2 separate regions of the Homo sapiens genome follow, and region 1 is linked to region 2. Evidence: chromatin loops called from intact Hi-C (ENCODE). Cell type or tissue: GM12878. All regions are shown on one strand. Links, peaks and the distances in the headings refer to the core of each region. The heading gives the core; the rest is flanking DNA.

Region 1 (11,603 bases), core at 4,143-8,142, 110 kb before region 2:
CTACTGTGGTTATAATTAAAGCCACAATCGGGGCTATGATTCTCCCAGTACCAAAACTTGGGCTGGGAGTTGGCCTGAGCAGTGCCTTCGGTGTGTAGACAGCCTCCTCTGACACAGTGTGTGGGGAGGTGCTCACAATAGCATTGGGGTGGTCATAGGAGGGGTTGTTTTCATCTCAGTAGGAGGCAGTGATGGGTAACACTGCTTTCTCCCCTAAGGTACCAAGGTGTCTAGAGCCAAGGTCTGGAGACCAGATCCCCAGGTTTGGCTGGAAGAAGAAACTTGGTTCCTTCCCCTTCTGAGCTCCGGCCTGATTCAATGAAAAGATAGTTGAGCTGAGAGCCAGGAAACCTAGATTAACTTCTGTTTTCCAACACCTCATTTCCTCATCGGTTGAGAAAAGGGAGGAGGGGTTTAAATCAGTGTTTTCTACACTTTTTTTTCCTGCTAAGCAATAGAGCCCTTTAGTTGAGTGATGTGTTATGTGGAACCCTAATATGTCAAATAGCCCCACACTGAGCTGCTTCTGACTGAGGTAGGGGGCTGGAGACCATCCTGATTGAACCCCTGTTGCTCCTTACAGGAGTCTTCCAGTGACACCCAGACCTTTCTGAAACACTGCTAATACACATGCACACACACACAACTGAGCCCTTCTAATGGTAACTCTTTTTCTGATGACCACTAAGATAAATTGTGGGCCTACCTTCGCTAAGTGCTTTGCATCTGTCAGATAATAATATTCTCAGAATTTTATCATAGGGTGAAGAATATTATTATCTCTGCTCTACAGAAGAAACTGAGGCTGAGGAGTCAAGCAAGGGTCTCATAGCTGAGAAGTGACAGATGATCTCTTAAGAATTCTTTCAGCTCTGAAATAGTCAAATTCAGTTTCTACAACAGGTATTCAAGTGATATAGTAGATATGCAGTAAATACTTAGTAATCTGAGTATATTAGTCCGTTTTCACACTGCTACAAAAAAAGATGCTACCTGAGACTGGGTAATTTATAAAGGAAAGGGGTTTGATTGACTTATAGTTCTGCATGGCTAGGGAGGCCTCAGGAAACTTACAATCATGGCAGAAGGGGAAGCAGGCACGTTTTACATGGTGGCAGGAGGGAGAGAGTGTACGAAGGGGGAAGAGCCCTATATAAAACTGTCAGATCTTGTGAGAACTCACTCACTATCATGAGAACAGCATGGGGGAAAGCCACCCCTATGATCCAATCACCTCCCACCAGGTCCCTCGCTCGATTACAGTTCGAGATGAGATTTGGTGGGGACACAGACCTAAAGCCTATCCAAATCTGTTTATTTGGATAGCAGGCTTCCCCAACTCCAGAATGGAATTCTGCAACCTGTTGTCAGTCTCCTGGACAGATTCTCAAGTCTCTTCTTTGCATGTTGTCTCTGCTTCAAGACACAGACTTTCCCATTGCAGGTGTCAGTCATTTATGACATCTCTGAAGGAATGCAAGTCTAGGCTTTAGCTACCACAAAGTGTGCCTTCTGGGATACTTCAGAGAATCAGGGTGTTGGGATACTGTTTTGTTTTAAAATGCCTTTTTTTTTCCCACCTATTACCCCAGTAGGAGTCAGTTTACTCTGTTTTAATCAATGATAATAGTCCTGAATATGTACAATTCTTTCTTTGGTATTTTTAATTGGTAGTTTCAGACAAGGGAGTAGATGACAACTTGTTCCATTAAAAGGAATTCATATTTATACTCTTATAAAATGTGTTCCCAGTTGCTCCCACACTTTCCTGGTGTGTGTTTAAATGATTCTTTTTCTTCTTACTGTTAACTGACCTAAGATGTCTGTAAAAGTATTGGATTCCTTGTGCATCCTGTCTATTGAAAGAGAGGCCAGAAGGAGCAAGAAAGGCAGGTGGTGTGGGCCTGTTTATAGACGTGGAATGAGGTCATCTTGTGAATGTTTGCTGGTGGCTTTTCCATATTGAGGGCTTTCTATGGTGAAATTTTTATCCTAATTTTGATTCAATAACCCAATGGAGAGAATATAAACCAAATATTAACTATAACCAGAGTCCAGAATAATCAAGAGGGTATATCTGCACTACAAATATACATAACCGAAATAGGTCTCAGACCAGATGCTAATGACATTTGAATTATTCTTTTAGTCAGGGAAGATATTGCTATTTAAAACTGCTCCCAGGTCTTAGTGACTTAACGTGATCCAAGTCTATTTATTGCTTTCTTTATTTTTTCTTTTAGAGATAGAGTCTCACTATGTTGCCCAAGCTGGTCTTGAACTCCTGGCCTCAAGTGATCCTCCCACCTCAGTCTCCCAAAGTGCTGGGGTTACAGACATGAGCCACTGTACCCAGCCTGTTTGTGCTGTCTTAAATGAAAGTAGAGTGTGTGTGAAGTGCAGGGAGGTCAGGAGGGGAACTGTGTGTCCTGCCATCATTCAGGGGCCCAGGCTGTGTTCCTCTTGTGGCTCTGCTCTCCCCTCTTTCTTTGGAGCTGTCTCAGTTCTGGTGAGTGGGGAAAGAGATCATGGAGAAGGCATGCCACTCTTAACTGTCTTAGCCCAAAAGTCACACACCTCATTTTCTTTCACATTTCATTGGTAAGCCTGTTCCTGAAAGGAGGCTGGGAAATTAAGTCCAACTGCGTGCCCAGGAAGCTGAGGAGGACAGCAGCAGCACAGGGGTGAGCCCTGTGGCTTCTGCAACACTGACTGTTGTTCATGATCTATTTCACCATTTCCCTGTTGTTGGGCACAGTTTGGGAGAGGATTATTGTTGACCCAACCAGTCCAGAGAACAAGTTATATACCTTTTTGCCTTTTAGATTTTTTTTTTTTATTGATCTCTGAGTTGAATTAATGGGGCCAATCCTAAGGGCCTCTGTTTACTCTTATACAGAGAAGAGGAACAGCCCTAGCTAAATCACCAGTGTTTCTTTGGGAAGAATCTGGTACAATAAATGTCTTCGGGAATGACTCGTGTCAGGTTCACCTCTAGCTGATCCTGGCCTCAGGGCCTGGTTGGCCCTTGAACTCAGGCAGGTGCAAGTATGGGCTTAAGTTTACTCTTGCTGTTTCTTCCAAAGGGTTCAGAGGCCTCCTGAGGCACTAGTGGGTACACACTTCTTTCTCTTTATTTTATATTTGTTTATTTTTAACTTTTATTTTAGGTTTGGGGTACACGTGCAGGTTTGTTATATAGGTAAACCTCCATGTCATGGAAGTTTTGCAGGCACACTTCTCCTCCTTCTTGCCCTGACTGGTGCTGTTCTTCCCTGTCCAGTCCTGCAGTCCCCAGGTAGAGGCAACCTTTTCTTCTCTTTCCTGTGTGGCCTGAAAACCCCCTGCACAGCCCACACCACCCTGTGACCCACAGCAACACCTATTTGTATCATTTGCTTCCCTTCTCACACTGAACCTGAGACTCAAAACACTGAAGCACCTGTGGTAGGGTGAGATGGCAACAGGTGCATGAAGCCTTTTTAATGCTCACCATGTAAAAGTGCAAAAGCCAGGCAGGGACTGCATTCTCTAGGGAATGTCCATTTTGGACATGAGGCTGCCCACTGTTAGTTGATAGCCTGTTTTTTTTTTTTTTATTATTACAGGTACTGCAGTTGTGCTTGCCTTCTTTAAAAAATAAGTTTGCACATGAATGTGAAGCCAGCTGACTTTTAGGGAAATTTCATTGGCTTCTTCTAGAACACTGCATTATGCAGTTTGGGTGTTGTGGCTTCTCATGCTGGAGACTGTTGCTGCTGTATGTGTGTGCAGGGCAGGGGTGGTGGTGGATGTTTAAAGGAAAAATATGGGGATTCAAATGACATTAGGCCTGTGGACTCAGACATTTAGGGGGAACTTGGCCACAGCCCCCATGATTTAGTTTTCTTGCTTTATAATTGGTCATGAATCTGGTATGCCCTATTTTCCATTAGGCTAATAAAATATTAGTGTTATAAACCATGACTATTGGTTTATAGAAGTTGCAATCCCTTTGTCACCCTCTGTTACCTTGGTTTAGAATCAGTTTGTTAGAGCATTAACCACCTTCTGGTTTGCATCAAGGTGGCTGTCTAATGGGTCATTAAGTACTAGTGATACTCAGTTCCTCTGGGATTTTTTTTGATATTACAGTAGTTATATTGGGAATAAAGTATATAAGAAACTACACTCGCACAGTAGGTTGTCTTTATGGGGGAAGAACCTGAGAGAGGGAGAACAGATGGGATATTTATTCCATATTCAGTTGTGAGAGTCTTGGCTTCATTTGGAAAGGTCAACAATCTGGAAGTGTAAGGGTATTTGATTAGCCACATACCAGATAATAAGGGGTATTAATGAAGCATAAGGAATTGAAGATATCAGGGCCATCCATTCATTCATTTGTGTGTTAGGTCATTTATTTATTAATCCCATTTTTTTTTTTTTTTTGAGACAGGGTCTCACTCTACCACTCAGGCTCTGGAGTGCAGTGGTACAATCACGGCTCACTGCAGCCTTGACCTTCCTGGGCTCAGGTGATCCTCCCACCTCAACCTCCTGAGTAGTGCCTGGGTAATGTTTGTATTATTTTTGTAGAGATGGAGTTTCACCATGTTGCCTAGGCTGGTCTCCAACTCCTGGGCGTAAGCAATCCACCTGCCTTGGCCTCCTGAAGTGCTGGGGTTATAGGCGTGAGCCACGGCACCCCATATTTGTTGAGTGCCTCTATGTGCCATGCATTATGCTGGGTGCTAGGGATTCAGGAGGGAGCTCAACACAAGAATGTCCCTACCCTTGCTGAGCTTTCAGTTGTGAGTGGGGTTTGGGGGGATGGGGCAGGGAGGAAGTGGCATGAATCAACTAAATGTAAAATCCACTTCATATTTTATTAGATTAATGGAAAAATAAGTCATATCAAAGGTTTGGCCAGTAACAAATGGAGATATTGTAAGACAGCCTCATAGGATAAATGCATGTAATAACGTCTGTAGTAATAGGGGGGAGTCATCTTCTCTAAGCAGGGTATTAGGTTAAGATCTGAAGGATAGGTAGGACTTATCTCAACAAGGAGGGGAGGAAAAAGCATTCTAGGCAGTGGTAACAGCATGTGCAAAGGCCTTGTGGGAGGAGAAAGCATTAGGAACTAGTAGAAGGTTGGTATGGAGTGTGGCATAAGAGGGGTAGGTAGGGATTACCACGCTGAGCCTTGTAAGGTGTGTATAAAGATTTTTACTGTTACCCTAAGAACAGTGGGAAACATTGGCAATTTAAATCAGGGGACTTTTATCAGATTTGTGTCTAGAAAAAAATCACTCTGGCTACAGAGTGGATAAATGGATTGGGGGAGGTCAGAGTAGGTGTAGGTAGATCATGTCATCCTTGGCTGTTGCAGTGAGATGGAGTACAGAGGGCAAGTTTGAGTGATTGATACAGATTAACATCAGAAGAACTAGGTGAGAGATAGGTTATGGGAAAGAGAGGAAGGAGTCCAGGATCACACCTGAGTGCCTGGCTTGGAAATGGGATGAATAAGGGTTGTTTTAGTTATGACACAGGTTTGGCTGTTAAAACAGGACTCAAGAGTAGCTAACAAGAGAGAAATGGATTGCTCTCATCTCAGTCCAAGTGTAAGCACTCCAGGGCTGATCTGGTGGTCTCATGGCATTGTACTTCTAGAATCCTTCTGTTTTATTGCTCTGCCATCTCTAGACCATTGTCCTTAGCATGGTTATAGCTGGCTCACTAGTATGTTCACATTCTAGATTTTTCCCTTCAAGGTCACCACCCAGAAGTTGCTTACATCCCAAGGGTCAGAACTGAGTCTCATGGCCACACATAGTTGTAGATAATCAGGGGACAGCCAGCAATCTCTACCACAGTGGCACAGTCACTAAACAGAAAACGTGGAACAGGACCAGTTGGCAGGAGAAGAGCAGGAGCAAGGGTTAGATGTTCATTTTGTGCTGTTTAGATCCTTACAGTCTCTCCTGCATCCCATCTCAGCTCCCTTGACTTCCCTCCATGAACCCTTTATTCTACCACTTCATGTACTTGCTGCACTCATGGACCCCCCATATTCTTCCTGCCTGGAATGCCCTTCTTTCATGTTTCCCTGACCAGCTGATTCCTACCCTTTGCTTAAAGCTGTCCCTGATCCCTCCACCCCTACTCCAGCTGCTCCTTTAGGTGAATTTTTAACACTTATTGCCCCTGTCACCACATGGTGTAATGACAGCAGTTCTCATGCTGATGGTGTGTCTCATGCTGAATTATTTAACTTTCCAAGTTACTATTGTGTGTCTCAGTTTCATTCAACACATGTTTATTAAGAGTCTACTATGGGCCATATTAACTCTCCTCCTCCATCCCTCTTGTAGTAGCACCTAAAATACAAACACAGAGCCTTTAAGGCTTATTAGTTTCATAGTGAGAAAACCTGCGGTGAACTTAGTGTTTGGCTGACCCCTGGGAGTCGTTTGGAGCTGTTTTCAGGGCAGAAGTCAATGAACCATAAGTAGAACAAGCTAAAATAAACCTCTGGTTTTTCATTTCTTAGTAGTACTCCCACTAATCCTGTCCTGCTTTACCTTTCTGATTACAACCAGGCTGAGTGACCCCAAACATAGACTCTCAGGATAAGATGGACATGGCATTACGCAGGTGTGATGGGGAATAGGAGGGCATTCTGAGAGGACTTAGAGAAAAGAGAACACATTTGTTCCACTTCCTGCCACTCCCCTGTCTGATTTCTCTAAGTCACTGAGTGGAGAATGGCCTGAACTGGCAGCAAAGCTGGGATTTCCAAACCAACTAACAGTTCTGCCTTTTTACCCTGTGCTTATTATTTTTTGATTTCTTAAAAAATCAATCATTCATTTATTTTTTTCATTCATTTCTGTTGTTTTTTTTTGGTGTCTTATAGCAGATCAGTGAGATGTGGTCCCTGCCCTGTAGGAGCTCATGGGCCAGTGGCGAGAGCAAACCATGAAACTCTCCATCTACTTGGTGATAAACCAATCATGGTCCCCAATTGGGTTGGTTGTAGGCTTGGTGGAGAGACATGGACCATGCTTTAAAAGTCCCATGTATCCCCTGTAGAGTTCAGCGCCATGTTGGTCCCTTGGCCGGTGCCCAGTGACCATGATGATTGATTTCACTGACTGCTATGTCTTTCCCCATGGAAATCTTGGTGCCTGGTGTCTTGGAGTGTGAAAGCAGAGATTCTTTCAGGTTTCCTGGCACGAGGGGGTTGTTGTGGGAGGTTCTCTCTTCACCCTTAGTGAAAGTGCTTTGGAAACCTGAGCCAGAAGCAATGGCAGAGGAAGTTCCTGGTGTGAGGAGCTTGGATGCTGGCTGCCTTTCCCCCATTTAGCTCTCTTGGGGCCCTTGGGGAGAGTTGTGCTGTGGTTGGGTGAGTGCGTGTTTGGGGATGTGGGTGGGTCTTGCCTGGTCTCTCAAACCCAGATGCTCATTCAGGTGCAAAATTCAGTGTTTGCTCAGCAGTGTACAAGCCTTGTGTTCTGGCATCTTTTTTTTTTTTTTCCTGGTGACATCTGTTGTACAGGGAGTGACTCTCCCTCGGTAAATGGTGTATTGTCAGTTCCTCCACTCCAGCGTACAACCAACAAAACAGGATGGCACTGCTTGGAGAAAGATGGCTGGCTGGAAGCATCACAAAATGGCACTACAGCCTATTGGGGGCGACCCTGGAGTGTCACAGGGGTACCCCAGCAAGGGCAGGAGCTCTCCTGAAGCAGCTTCTTCATGCCTCCTGGCTGCTTTTGTGCCATCATTTTCCAGATTCTTTTCTTAATCATGAATTAGCTGAGTTTTCAAGGTACCAAAAAGCCCAGCTAGGTGAAAGGAAGTAGAGAAAGGGCCTCTGATATGGTGTCCCAATGAGTTTTTTCACTTAAAGGGTCATGTTGAAGTCACCCAGAGAGACAGGCAGGGAACCTCACTTGGGTAAATAAGCAATGGAGTGAAAGATTGAAAAATGTGGTCTGAATTTTTTACTCGCATTGTTTCGGAGCCAGTTCCTATTCTGTCACTTCTCTCTGTGCCCCACCCTACCCTTCTTAATGACTTATTTGTACTGGAAAGCAAACTATTAATCACAAACAGAATAGCTCTGTAACTTCCAAACAAACACAGAATAGTTCTAGGGACTGTGAAAAAGCCAAACCCTTGGCAGAGATTTGGAAATGTGTTTCTTTTATATATATTTTAGAAATGCCACCATTTGTCCTTAGGCACAGAAGGTTCCCTTTAATTAGCGGTGAATTTCCTATTTCCCTTTTCTTCCTGAGGCATCTATAAAGCCCTGGCCTAGTAAAAGGCAGGTACACAGCTCTCAATTGAGCCCTATTGATGTGCTAGTATAGTTTTAATTGTGTTGAGATTTCCTTGCCAAAGTGACACATGCAGAAGCATTTTAAAAACGTATAGGGTTCGTAACTCTTTCGCTGTCTAGAGCTCTTGAATTATGAATGTCTCTTCTGCTGCCTGTTCAGTTCTTCTGAATCTGTAAAATTACTTTAATAACCTGTGTGGGGGTAATGTTAATATGTTTGCTCAGTAGTGTGAATTTATTAGCATTCCTACCCCACTTCAGGGAGCTGGCTTGGCCCTTTTGATACAAGCCCTTGGTTGCAAGAAGAGGCAAATTATGGTGGTGTTTTTTTCCCCCCCTCTCCCTTCCACCATTAGCAATCATTCTGTTGCACAGAGTACGTGATAAATCAACCACAGGAGAGTCAGATTTGCCATAACATGACATTACCTATCAGCTTGTCAGGTCTGAGTTGACTCTCAGCCTTTTGGGCTGTATATTTCTTCAAAGTCTAGTGCCAGTTTCTTAGTCAGCTCTAACTAATTTCAGAGTGGAAGAGAAACTTGACTGGAGTGCTGTTTGGGATCTGCTTTTTAATCCTGGTCTGTTTAATGTTTGCTCCTGACAGTCTAGGCCAGACATCATTTTAATGGTATGTGTGGTGATAAAGCCAATAAACTGTCAAGATGATTGATAATCTAAGCATTATAGCAATATGACTTTCCTGTTCTCCTCTGTGCTTTAGATGATGGTTTCCAAATTGAATTCCTACAGTGTGTGCTGTATGAGTGTGCCTGTCAGAGGCTCCCCTAACAGCGTTTGAAGGAGGTAGCTGTGCTTAATGTAAGATTTTTAGTCCTCAATTACCCACACAAATATATTTGCATATGTGTTGGTACCCTCTAATTTGGGAAACATTAAGAATTTATGACTCTGCCCTTGTAACAGTCCCCCAGCAATTTATGGGCACTGGTGGAACTTTTTATTATGTCTTTATGGTGTTTTTTCACCTGGCGTGCATCTTAGATTCCATGTGGTTGATTCTGTTATCTGTGGTTGAAAGACATTACAGATAACAAAGTGCACTATATTAAAGGCAGGCTTCTGGTTTCCTTTCCTTTTCTCTTTGTTTCTTCTTTTTCTTTTAATTTAGCAGACATTTTTAAGCATCTGGTCCTCATCTCATTAATCAGACTCGACCAGGTGTTTTAGGGTGGTGACAGTGGGAGTGCTTGGCTGCTGTTTGTTGGCCCTCATGGGCCACCGTTGCTGGCTGACATCTCCTACCCCGTTCGTGGTGCAGTGTTGTCTGGGAGCAGAAACCCACGTGGCTAGAGAGGTCGAATGGGCTGTGTATATGTGTATATGTGTGTGTGTGTAACACTCTTAAGCAATTTTACCAGGAGGAAAAAGAAAAAAATAAGCAAATATTAAATTCAAAACTCATATTATGCTCAAAATTTCCTTTTACTTTCTGCTTCCACAGCATGTTTTTGTATGATGTGACATGTGCATATTATTTAGTCTTCTACTTTTAAGATTGTGTCTAGAAAGACTTTAAGACTGTGGCTCTCTGAGAGTTACAGAATACTGATGCCAGAAGGGTGTCTCTGATACCTGTTGACACCATGATTTGCTGTATTTCTTCCAGGCCTTATTTTACAGATGACACTGAGCCCCAGAGAGGTGGGTTGTCTTGATTGGTGGCAGAACCGGGACTAGCATCCATGTTTCTATTTGAGGTCAACTATCCTTTCCACTTCATTATTTCCTTTCTCTTCATTTAATGCTTATTTTTCTTTTGGTCAGGAGACACTGGGAAGTCACTTCAGTTTTCTGGCCTCAGTTTCTCTATCTGCAAAATAAGGGATCTGAATTTGCTCACTTCTCATGTTGAACCACTTCACCTTATCTCCCGGTGTGTGGATGAACTTACAGCCCCAGTCTTGAGGCTCTTACAGCCTGTCTGAGGCAGAGGGCAGACCGCATGTGGGGCTACTGATTGTGTGACTCTGAGGAAGTCATCTGCCCACCCAGTCTATTTTTTCCTCCAAAACAGACAGGGTTGCCCTGAGTTCAAATGGGAGACCAGAAACAAAAATGCCTGGCAGAGTACCTGGCACAGAAGAGGCAATCAATAAATGTTTGTGTGACAGGATATTTAATTTGAGATAATCACTGAGCTTTGCATTTCCCTTTACTTTTGAAAATCTTCATTTCTTTGGACCTCTTGCCATTCCTTCCTTTCCCTCAACTTGGGTACTTGGTGCTTGCTTTCTTCCACAAGTGATGGCATGACAGAAAATAGGGGAGAGGAGAGTCCTATCTGGGCTTTTGAATGACAAAAATTTAAGCCCAAATGTAAGGAAAAAAGATTTGGAAGAATGCATGGTGACAGAAGAACTGGCTGACTCTGAATACCAGGTGGAGATTTCCTGGACTCTGGGGAGGAGAGTCAGAGGTGAAGAAAAGCATAGATGCTGTTGGGTCCCTGGGAAGAGGACTTGTATGTTACACACTGTAGTTTTGGACTAAAACTTGTTCCTGACATGTTGGGTGTTAATGGTTGCTTAAGAGCACTAGAGGGGGTGGAGTAATCCAAAATTTCTAACACATGAGGGTATGAGAGGCTTCTTGGGGGAAGAAATATAATTCGAGCTGAGTTCTGAAGGGTGATTGAGATTTGGATAGATGAAATCTACCAGCTCCAAGCTGAAGCCTCTTGAGACAGCAAACTCAGGTTTGCTCTCTTGGCCAGTTGAATGGATGGTGGTCTGTGACAGTTCCTGTGGGGAAGGAGGAGGCTGGTCTGGAGGCAAGGCTGAAAGAGGTGGGGGTGTTGGCCATGGAGGCAGAAGAGAAGTTAGTGGGAGGAGATGAGCAAGCCCAGGGAGGGTGGGGCTGGCCTAGTCCCTGAGGCAGGAGAGTGGGTCATCCTTTTCTGAAATAGCCACACATATCCAAAAAAGGCCAGGCCACTGATCTGAGTTTGTACCTGCCCATTCCATAGCTGGATGCCTGGAGGAAAAACAAGGCAGTTGACATGGTAACAGTCCCCCTTTTCTCTGTTCCCTTCTGTGCCCACACTGGCACCTACTGTATTGATTTGGGAAGAGCCTCACCTTTTATGGATTAAAAATAGTGTATCACACCTGTAATTCCAGCACTTTGCGGGGGCTGAGGTGGGCAGATCGCTTGAGCCCAGGAGTTCGAGACCAGCCTGAGCGACATGGCGAAACCTCATCTCTACAAAACAAAAACAAAACAAAAATTAGCCATGTGTGGTGGT
Region 2 (11,603 bases), core at 4,801-8,800:
TTCTATTTTCTCACTGACTCCCAGTTTCTAGTTAAGGGCAGAGTCCATTCCGGGCTACATGGGCTCTATTGGTGCCCTTCCAGAAGCCTGCATTTCCACTGCACCTTTCTATTTCAAATGTTAAAGGACTGGGGACATTTATAGGAGGTGATGGTCTCTTGGCACAGAAGACTATGTCTCCCAGAGCTGCCGCAGTGTTTTTTCATCCCTTTCTTCTCACTTCTTTTCTGTTTACCTTTGGCTTGAGTAAGTCGATTGGCATGTCTCTTTATATTGGGAAAATTCACTGTTTGCCACAAGCAAGAGAGAAGGCAGAAAGCATGGATACAAACAGATCTGAGGGTATTTTTATGTCTGTATCTCTATTTCTGGGGGCAAGGGACAGTGTTGCCATCCATTAAACATTTATTGTATTAGCAACCTCTGGCCATCCCTGCTAATGGAGGGAAAGGATGTTATGATAATCCAAAATAGCACAAAGTTCCCAGTTTTAACAATTTGATTTGGCAGTGCATTACAATAAAATCCCATGAATTCAACCTAATTAGGAAGGAGGCCAGTTTGGATTAGTGAAGCCCAAATGATATTTTATGGAAAATTGATTTTGTAGCTTCCAAATTTATGCAGCCACTTGAATTAGATATCAAAGTCTACAATAGAAATTCCCGGAACAGTTTTAATGACTAGTTAAAAATACTTGGCATTTTATTACAAAATGTTAGAGAAATGGTTACTTCCAAAGTGATCAAGACATTTCAGAACAGTCCTCTTGAGTTTTAACTATCTTCTGAAAGTCTTTCCTATCTTGTATTTATGAACAAGGCCTTTCTTGACATACGATAGGAAAGTAAATGCTTGTTAAAATTTCTTCAAATTTCTAGTCTGTTAGATTCGAATGAATAAAATTGACCTACATGATATTTTCCCCTCAGCAGATTTGTTGTCTTAATTCTGTTATGTTAAAGCTACTACAGATGGGAAGCCATTTCATGTAATACTGTATTTCTTTGGATGTTCTTATATTGAACTATATTTTTCTATTGATACAGGTGATAATTTTGTAGTGCTCTAATTTATAGTGGGCCCTTCCACTTTTAGTTTTTAACACATGATTTTCTCAGGTCCTAACCTTCTTTTCCTCCACATTTAATTATCTGTAAACAAATGCTAAAGCATTACAGATGAGCATCTTTTTCTTTTTAAGGGAGAATCACTGCCTTGTTTTGGTTTTGTAACAACAGCACTGTCTTCATTCCTCATGTGCAAGCAAGTGAGGTGACTTAGTGATTTCCAAATGACTGGCTGCACTGGAACCACCCAAGGAACTTTAAAAAATTGTGATTCCTAGGCCCCACTCCTGGAGATTTTGATTCAGTGGTTTTTTTTTTTTTTTTTTTTTTTTTGGAGCCCAAGATTTTCTATTTTTAACCAGCTCTCTGGTTGCTTCTGTTAGGTATCCAAACATGAAGTGGTTGCCTGGAGTGGTTAAAAATCCATTGTCCATATCCTAGCTATTGTGAATAATGCTGCCATGAGCATGGGAGTGCAGATATCTCTTTGAGATACTGATTTTATTTCCATCAGATATATACCCAGATAACCAAGAGAGGGAAACAACCTAAGTGTCCATTGATGGATGACTGGATCAAAAATTGTAGTGTGTGTATATATATATATATATATACACACACATACACAAAGCAATATTATTCCACCTTAAAAAAAGAAGGGTGTCCTGCCATTTGCAACATGGATGAACCTGGAGAACATGGTGACATAAACCAGACTTAGAAGACTACTGCATGATCTCACTTATATGTGGAATCTAAAATAGTCAACCACATAGAAGCAGAGACTAGAATGGTTGTTACCAGGGGATGGGGGGCCAGGGAAATGGGAAGGTTGTTGGTCAAAGGGTACAAAGTTTCAGTTATGTAGGATGTAATAAGTTCTGGAGACCTAAATGTACAGCATGTGACTATAGTTAATAATATACCACTGTATACTAGGAATTTGCTAAGAGAGTAGATCTTAAGTGTTCCCACCACACACAAAAAATGGTAACTATGTGAAGAGAAGACTACATTAATTAGTTTGACTATAATGTTCAGTTCACTAATGTACATGTATATTAAAGCATCATGTTGTATACCTTAAATATATATAAATTGTATATATTGACAATAACAAAACCCAAGAGCCATACAAGGCCACAAGTTTATTTTGCATCTGCTATACACAGATCCAGAGTTGGTTAGTTTGGGAAGCAGTGGTATATTGTGAGCCTGCAACTGTGAAGTGGGGGGCATAACCCTTTAAGTGAGGATAAGGCTGATGAGTCAGATCATGTTTGCACTTCACACCAGGGTCTAGCTCCTCTCTGTTCACTGTTTCTTCCAAAGAATCCCTTTTTGGTTACTGTCTCTGCCTGGGTCACCTGTCTTGATCAAGGGCCACATTCCAAGCCTTGGTCTCCAGAGAACTTCAACACGACCAACAGTTTGTCTGGTGCAGTGACCCTTCACTATACTCACTCTCGTCACCTGCACGTACTCTCAAAGAGTGTACATCTTCTCATCAGCTCTCCCTAGTTTGTTCACGGGCCACAATGGAGCTTGCACAGCACCTAACTGAACACTAGCTGCCCTTGAGGTCATTAGCATTCAGGGTTGTGCTAGCATGCAGCCAGCACTCTCTAGGTTGGGAGGTGGGGTTAGAATCAAGGAATCAAGCCCAAAGTATTAGAAACAGGAGGCTCCAAAGAAAAACTCCCTGAGGAGGCTTGGTATGAAGCTTTGAGGCCGCTGCTTGGAAATGGGCTTTGTAAAGACACCCACACCCACACTGTTAATTTGTAGGGCTGTTCATGAGTGAAGTGTCAAGTACTGGGGTTCTTGTCAATGGCAATTAATTGGAACTTAAAACTCTAGTTTTTGAAAGTGACGTTTAAGAAATAATCACCAATGAGCTTCATTTGAACAATATCTGTGGCCATACCATTGTCCATTGGCCTTCCTAGTGGTCAATCTCTGCTCTCCAGCACCTACTTCTAGAAGGAGTAAATGTGGCATCTTGGGCGAATTCAGCATCTTTCCCCTTTTAAGAAAATTGATTAAGTTGATGTAAGCATTTCATTTTCTTAAAAAGTTGCAAAATTAGAATAAAATACTTTGCCAGGTGGTAAGCATTGTGGACAGGTGTAGTGCATTGGAAGGAGCCCTAGCCTGGGCGAGCTGAGAAGCCCTGAGTGTGTGCTATGATGAGTCTTGCAATTACAGAGCATGATGTGAGCCTCAGGTGGAACCAGGCTGCGATATGCGTGCTCTGTGTGGTCCTGTTGTGGGAGCAGGCATCCACAGTCACCCTTTTTGCCCAGAAGGTCTTCAGTAGGCAGGGATGTAGTCTCCCTAGTGAGAAGAAGAGGCTGTTAGACTTTATTGGCCCAATAAGGGAAAGAATGCCCAGTCTCCAGGACTTGGCCCAAGTGTGGCACATCCCAAAGATCTCAGACCTACACTAGAAGCTTTTCTAGGTGGAGTGTATAGTATATTCTAGGACTGCAAAATCCTGCTAACTTGGACAAACTGGGTAAATTACAGCTTCCGAACTGGTGAACATACTTAATTTTTTAAAAAAGAAATACAGCTTTATCACTTAAAAAATTGTGATAGGATACATGTAACATAAAATTTGCCATTGTAACCATTTGAAAGTGCCATGATTCAGTGGCATTTAGTACATTCACAAGGTGGTGCAACTGTCACCACTATTTAGTTCCAGCTTTATCACTTTTAAGTATAGAAAATATTTTGAAATAACTGGCAAATTCTTTCTATTGAGAAGTAGTCCTCATTAATACTCATGTAGACACAGACACACACCACACCTCCCACATCCCTCACCACAAACACACACCCCACACACATCATACACCCCCACATACAACATACACACCATTCCTCCTCATACTTCCCTACACCCCACATGTACACACAGCACTCCCTGACACCACATAGACAAACACATACCACACCCCCACATACACACACACACCACACATACACTCATGTATGTAAATATACAAAGTACAGTATATTAATTTTATAGTCTCATCGTGGCCAGAAGGACCTTAGAGAGTCTCTGTCCAACTCCATGGATGAGGGAACTGTGATCATGGCCAGAGACTTTATGGGACTGGCCCATGTTCGGGTGGCAGAGGCAGGCCCAGGTTCCCCAGTCCTGACACAATGTATTTTCTTTAATGTCTTTATAATAGGCAATACATGTTCCCTAAAATGTATTGTTGAACTGAAACCTTTAAGAATCATTTATTCTCTTTGTATGAATGTTTTTCCCTCAAGTCTTGTTTACATTGTGAGCTTTCATAGCAAACCCTTTCTTTGGCCCAACGTAGGCTAAATTTTACCGCAAATTCCAAATGATGGGAGTCGTAAATTTTTCTTTTTCCTGAGTTGGCCTTGTTCTGGTGGAAACTTAATGTGTGTGGAGTAATGAACTATTCTGCTGAGGGGAGGTGGACTTGGGTGACAGCATGCCTCTACTCTTACAGGGTTTGGGGTGGTATGAGGTTGGGGACAGGGAAGGCTGCTGCAGAGGCTGGAGCTGGTGGGGCACTCAGACAGGGGGAGCACAGGGTGAGAGGGGCAAGGACCCCTAGAGAGAAGCCCTGCCTCTTTGGTGTCCTTTGGAGGCAGAAGGTAGGCATTAGGAGTGATGATCTGGACAGGTCCTGTGTAGCTGGGCGTTTGTGGAGGCAAGTGCAGCCCTGATCTACTCTCAGTTGTTGGACAATGGCATGGGCTTGTAAAGTCGATCTGTGAGCAGGACCTTGATCGGAGTCCACAGTGGGTGTGTAGCTGCCAGTGCTTGACTCTGGTTTCATTTCCTTTTTATTGTAATAAAATTTACCATTCAAACTATTTTTAAGTGTACAGCTCTGTGGCATTACCCGCATTCACATTGCTGTGTAACCGTTACAACCATCCATCTCCAGAACTGTTTTCATCTTCTCAAGCCAAAACTCCATACCCATTAAATAGCCACTTGCTATTTCCCCACTCCCCTCCTCCCCTCAGCCCCAGGCAGCCTCCATTCCACTTCCTGTCTCTGTGAGTTTGACTACTCTAAGTTATCTCATATGAATGGATGCATACAGGACTTTTGTCCTTTTGTGACTGGCTTACTTCTGTTTTCTTAACATGACTTTATCAGCAGCTAGCCCATACAGTGCTTCTGGGAGAAGTAGAGAAATGTGCTCCCCTTCTCTGGGTGGATGTAACCCCTGGCCAGAAATTGAGCTTGGCAAGCACAGTATAGGTTGGATTTCAGTCTCCACCTGTCCTTTTGGCCAAATGCCGTCAGCTAGTGCACAACCTGAACAACTGTTCGACTTGGTCCTGTGTATCAGGCCTGCAAAAGGAGATTTCCTCTTGCCCTGGAGCCCCTGGCTGGGTGTCCTCCCTGTTGATACTTTTTTGGTCCCCTTCTCCTATTCCCCAGTTCCCTCTGCTGCCTTAAGGTTCAGTTTTGTTGATTTGCCCCAGACTGGGACCTCCAGAGAATAAAAGGCCAACAGAAAAGGTGAATGGGGTTTCTAGAACAATATAACTCATTCAAATGCCATTTAGTGTGGGCTAGGTACGAATGACTTATGTGGATTAGATTTCCTTTGGAAATACCCAGGGGGTTAAAAATTAAGAGGAGAAGTGTGTAGAAAAATAAGTGCGAGGTTTTACTTATGCAGTGCCTTTGAAGACTAGTTGAAATATTTAGCAAACTGAAAATGCAGCTGGTTGAATGTGCTCTGAACCGTGCTGGGCCCTTTAGCCTACCTCTTTTAATAAACTAGTGGCTGAATTGAAAGCAATCTAGGCAATAATGAATATTCTTATAAATCTCTCTGGTTGAGAAACTCTAAAAATATAGCCAGATCCCAAGCAGTACCTATTTCCTCTTAATTCTACTATAATACTTGAATGATCTTTTATAAGACATTAAACTTTAATTGATGCCATTTTACTAAGCAGATTTTAAAAGCAGCAATGTCAGTAATTGAACTGATCAAGATGACTTTTGTTTATTATGTATGATGTGGAAAGAGGCTTTTATAAAATGTTATTTTTGTTCTGATTTCCAAAGAGTTTGCTTATTTATTTACTTATTTTATTTATATATTTATATATTTGTATATATAAATATATAAAAATATATTTTTGAGTAGTGGATTTAGAGAGGCAATAGTGTGGATAAGAACTGATAAGCACAGATTTTCATGCCCTCTCACTGTGAAAGTATTAGAGAAAATATTGATGCAGAACAAGGAAAAAACTGTGTAAAATAAAGTGTAAAATGAAAAAAAAAACCTGGGTAAAATAATCTAGTGGAGACATTTTTCAAAGTATTAACTTTGGTGGGGAAAAAAAAATGGAAGGTTGAGATTTTGCTCATGTCAAAAGACTTGGCCCAGCCTTTCAACTTTGCTATTGCTTTCGTTGGTTTGCTGTGCTAAGAGCATTACTCAAACGTATGCTATTGTGGTTGAACTTCTTCTTTATCCTTCCTTCTTTTGACGTTCCTGGGCAAGGCTGTCTTCACTCAGGACAGGCATGTTACACAGTGGGGAAAACTGTAGACTTGAAAACCTTGCCAATTTTTTTTTTTTTGTAGCAGTTAACTGTGGCTCAGGATTAAACAGTAAGAGCACTATCTGGCTTTCTTCCTCTTTTCTTCCACAATCCCCCCCACTTCCTCCTGAGTTTGGTCATTAGTTTTGCTGCCTTTGGAGTTTTAAAAAGTTGGATTGTTTCTCTGTTATAAAAATAACACATACATCAGACTTGCAGATAGCTACTAGCCAAGAAAAGAGGCATTTTAGGGGCAGTGAGGGATAGGGGTGGAGACCAGGCAATGAGTGGTGTCCTAAGAAACGGAGAGGATGGAGGGGAACATTGTTGTGTGGACTGGTACACTTAAAATATTTATGGATCAGACAGTATCTCTAAATCTCTGTCCTCCTTATCTGCACATCACTCTCGCTTTTTTCATCCCTACCCCTGGGGCAGCTGTCTCATTTTCTAGGTAAAGAAAACCAAGAGGATTCTGCAGCACCTTTAGGTGTGATTGCTAATGGTATGGTGTTTGCAGAGTTCTCCAGGTTTCATCTTGTTTTTTCACAAAAACAAGATTTCTTATGCAAAATGGGTCACCAAACAATTTCTCCAGAGCAACAGCCAGTGTTTCGTGCAGGGGAGATGTTAGCAAACCACTGACATATGGATGTGATCTCTGTTACTTTGACCAGATTCGGTTTCTACAGAGTACGTGAGAAGGGAAGATAAATTTTGTCCTAGTAATACTATAGCGACTCATAAATAAATGGTTACCCTTTGGTGCTTGCAGTTTTCATTAAAGCCGCCTGAGCTTTGTTATTGACACCATAGGTTGCCTATTCAGGGAAATGCAGTAAAATTTATCAGTATGCTTTCTGCACCTAATAAATCATCCAAACAGGGAACCATATGGCAGATAAGACCTTGAAAATGTGGCTTCAGCATGTGAGGAGTCAAGTTGCTGAAATCTTGAATGATTACAGCCTGCACATTTTCTCCTGGAATATCTTATAGTTATTTTACATGCCATTTTCTTGTTCACCCTATCACCCCTTTGTCTCTCTCCCTCTCTCGTTCTTTCTCACTCTTCCCTCTCTTACTTTCCTCTAGCACCATCCTTTTCTGGCCATTCTTTCTCACTCTTTGTTTTTCTTTTGGGTGGAGGTCTGGCTGTGATTTCAGCTTTAAAATAAGCATCCAGAGCAGATAAGACGTTTTTATAATGCCTTGCTGGTAGGAGGAAGAGGGGCAGGGAGGAGCAGAGACTGACGGGAAGGGATGATGTATGTGGCGGCTGTGTCCCCACTCTCCTCCAGCCCATTGTCATTAATCACGGCCATTAGTTTTTTTCAGAGCTGCCTTGTCTGCACAGTGCCTCAGAAAAGCCATTGTTTTTTCATGCCACAGACTAGGGAAGAAAAGGGAAGAAAGAAACCCCAGTACTCTTTTTCTCCCCTCTCATTCTGCCTCCAGAATCTCCCTGCTCTCCTGCTATCTCTCTGCTCCTCTATCCCAGCCCAACTTCCTTTCCTCTTCCTAGAAGGGATGGTGGAGAGGAGAGGGGGCACTTCAGTCCCTGTGTTTATATATTTATCTGACAACACAACATGGGCACACAGTTGTGATGCATGCACTGAATAATAGCTGTGTTACTCATGATGCACTGTTTAATATACAAGGAGGTTTTGTGGATATCAGTGGTGTTTGTTTTTTTTTTTTCCTTCTCTTTTGGAATCCTGGACTGGATATCCTTGTTATAACCTGAGGACACCAGCAAGATAGGAGGCATGTGCCCATTGTGGAACATCTGTGTTCAGTGGCTGGAAAAGAGGAGGCTGGCTTCTCCCTGGGGAGATGGAGTTAGGTGCTCACCAAGCCTAGACCATGTCTTGGGGACTCCCTCACTGCTAAGTGGGGCATTTCAAGAACAGCCATGGCTTATGATCAGTTGACTCTGCCCAGTCAACTTGGGTGACTCTTGGTGTTTAACGAAGGATGTGGCCATTGTCCTTTCTCTCATCTCTGCTAATTAAAGACTTGGGCTTGAGGAAAGAGACCTTGAAGACTGCAGTGGTTTTCTAGCTCTCAATGACAAATCATAACTGAGTCATTATGTGTGATATCTGACTGCTCAAGATACTAATGTCTTTAAAAATACCCATAGTGTTTTGTAAAATGTGACAGCCAACATCAAAACAAGACCACATACAGGTTGAGTAGCCCTTATCCAAAGTGCTTGGGACCAGAAGTGTTTTTGATTTTTAATTTATTTTTGATTTTGGAATGTTTGCATTATACTTACCAGTTGAGCATCCCTAATGTGAAAATCCGAAATCCAAAATGCTCCAATAAACATTTCTTTTGAGCATCAAATTGGTGCTCAAAAATTTTTGGATTTTAGGGTATTTCAGATTTGGGTTTTTCAGATTAGGAATACTCAACCTGATGAAAAGTCTGTATGACAGCTGCATTTAAAAGGAAAAAATCCTTAATTACTCCCAGATATGAGCACAATTATTTGAACTAGAATCCCTAAATATTGTTGAGTAGAGTACTTATTCTAATGGAAATATGGCTGTGATATGCTATTAATACATCCATTGAATAGTCATGGTATTGGAAAAAACATTAATGAGCAAGGAACCAGGAGAGCAGAGTTAATGGTCCTTTGACTTCAAGGCTGTGTAACCTTAGTCAAATTACTTTATGTCTCTGAACTCCATTTCCTTCTGTCAGATGAGATGGTTGGCTTTGGATCAGTGTTTCCCAAAGTGCCGGATAATGGGTGTCACAGGAAATGATTTTAGGCAGTATACTGAATGGACTTTTAAAATTTGTGTTTGTTAAATAATGTTGGCTATCGATTTATGACTGTGACTTTCATATTTTAATTTCTGAATTAATAGGTATATTAGTCTGTTCTCATGATGCTAATAAAGAAATACCAGAGACTGTTTCTTTAATTTATAAAGGAAAAGAGGCTTAATGGACTCAGAGTTCCACATGGGTGGGGAGGGCTCACAGTCATGGCGGAAGGCAAAGGGGATATAAGACACGTCTTACATGGCAGCAGGCAAGGCAGGCTGTGCAGGGGAACTCCCATTTACAAAATCATCAGATTTTATGAGACTTATTCACTACCATGAGAACAGTAATAGTAGCAGTAGCAGCAGTAGCAGCAGCAGCAGCAGCAGCAGCAGCAGCAGCAGTAGTAGTAGTAGTGGTGGTGGTGGTGTTTATTTGATTCAATTATCTCCACCTGGCTCCGCCCTTGACATATGGGGATTATTGCAATTCAAGGTGAGAGTTGGGTGGGGACATAGCCAAACCATATCAACAGGAAAAGTAAATCAATTAAAGGAAAAAATATTAAGTACATAATAGTACAGCTGCTATAGAGATATGGCAAAAATTGTGATGTGGTACCCAGATGACCAAAAATTGTTAATCTCCACCCCAGATAATTGGAGTCTATGAGTTAAATGGTATGCCTGGTATGTACATAGAGCTTCTCTTAGAACTTTAAACATGTTTTGTATTATCTTCTTTACTATGTTTGACTATTTTCTGATAATACAGCAAAGCTAATTTCAGTGTAGGTTGTGTCTGAGTTATCTCAAAATTTGGTTTTATGCAATCTTTATGAAGACAGTTGTATATATGTGAATCAGTAGCTTTGTAGCATGACATTGGTGAAATCTGAACACCTGACCCATAGTGCTAAGACTCCATAGAGCACTTCTTGTATGGTTTGATTTGAAGGGATTTAGAAAGGCTAGAATATATCACCAGATTCTCTCTGCCAGGGTGTCTGAAATTCCTGTTTTCCTCTTTGCAGTTTCAGTGGTTTCAAATAGAAAATGTATTTACTAGTAAGTGGAAGTAGACTATCATAAAGACAAAACCTTAAAGTCACTGGCTAGGGATGACCTAAGTTGGCCTCAGTGCTTGGGAACCACTGGATTAAGGTCCAGATGGTTTCTATGAAAGTGTGCATTTGGGAAAAAGGCACTCTGTAGCTTTAGCAGCTATTGTGGCCTTGGCTGGAGCTACTTTATCAGATAAACTGTAGTCACCTCCAAGGCGTATGTGCATTTAGATATGAGGCATTCAGGTAAGATCCAGATCTTGGACAGTTCTGGATGGGACAGTGCAATGGGAATGAGAAGCCCAGGGAGGCCCAAGTGGCAGCATAAGGGCACATAGGGACGGCTGCCAAGGTTTCCCATTTACAACCTCTAAGTGGAAGGAGTGTGCTCTTATCATTTAGCAAATGGCTGGTTGGGAGTACATGGTGGCAGCTTGTGTCTCACTCTTATTGGGAGAATTTGGCCAACTCAGAATGTTTGAGTGTCCCCTTCTATGTTAAGTCGTTTTGTAAATCTGCACTCTGATGAAGTAATTTGTATTCTCAGTGCACTGCTTTTATTATGCTGCTCTCCTTCTCATGAAACATTCAGTGGCTCCCACCGACTAGTAGAACCAAGTAATCTTTTTAGTTTGGCACTCACTGCTCCCCTCTGTCTTTTCTTTCTGGACTTCTCTCTTGCTACTTCTCTGTCTACACACTCTGCTCCAGCCAAACCATTGCATCACCTCACAGTCACAACTTGTTCTTGCTCATTTTTCAGGACTGCTCCATCTCCCTGGATTGCCCCATGGGTTCCTTTCTCCCTCAGTCTTTTGCAGTTCTTGAGGTCAAGCACCATTTCTGTTTCCTCCATAAAGCCTCACACCACAATCTATCCATGTCTGAGCCTCTGCTCCTTTGGAAGAGAAGTCACTAGGGTGGAGTAAGCAGTAGGAGACCTGGCGCTACAGAAGACTGACCTTGGGCAAATCAACCTCGCTAGGCCTTTGTCGCCTTGGCTAGAAGATGAGAACTTTGAGAATAAACATCTTTCCTCTCTCCTAGGAAGACAGGATGAAGTGATGAATGTAGAGAAGCTTTGTGAATATCAACACACTGTACTC

What was found. A loop is a pair of places that touch in the nucleus more often than their neighbours do. Peaks named below come from ENCODE experiments on the same cell type or tissue, not always from the same donor. Only the 100,000 strongest peaks of a DNase experiment are listed, where the experiment ranks them.
Region 1: it touches region 2 in a loop (4-fold over the local background); 3 of 110 quality-filtered maps call a loop at or near these places.

Annotation. Positions count from the first base shown.
Region 1 is chr10:75,499,601-75,511,203 of GRCh38, forward strand. The region is part of intron 2 of LRMDA (leucine rich melanocyte differentiation associated); the gene reads left to right. Among named protein-coding and RNA genes, the nearest start is that of MIR606, 47 kb to the right of the region's middle. In GM12878, for the core only: no CTCF peak of the experiment used is centred there; DNase peaks (open chromatin) are centred at 6,451 and 6,724.
Region 2 is chr10:75,606,447-75,618,049 of GRCh38, forward strand. All of the region lies in intron 2 of LRMDA (leucine rich melanocyte differentiation associated), which reads left to right. Among named protein-coding and RNA genes, the nearest start is that of MIR606, 60 kb to the left of the region's middle. In GM12878, for the core only: no CTCF peak of the experiment used is centred there; DNase peaks (open chromatin) are centred at 5,015, 5,655, 6,605, 7,285 and 2 weaker places; H3K27ac peaks cover 1,761 bases.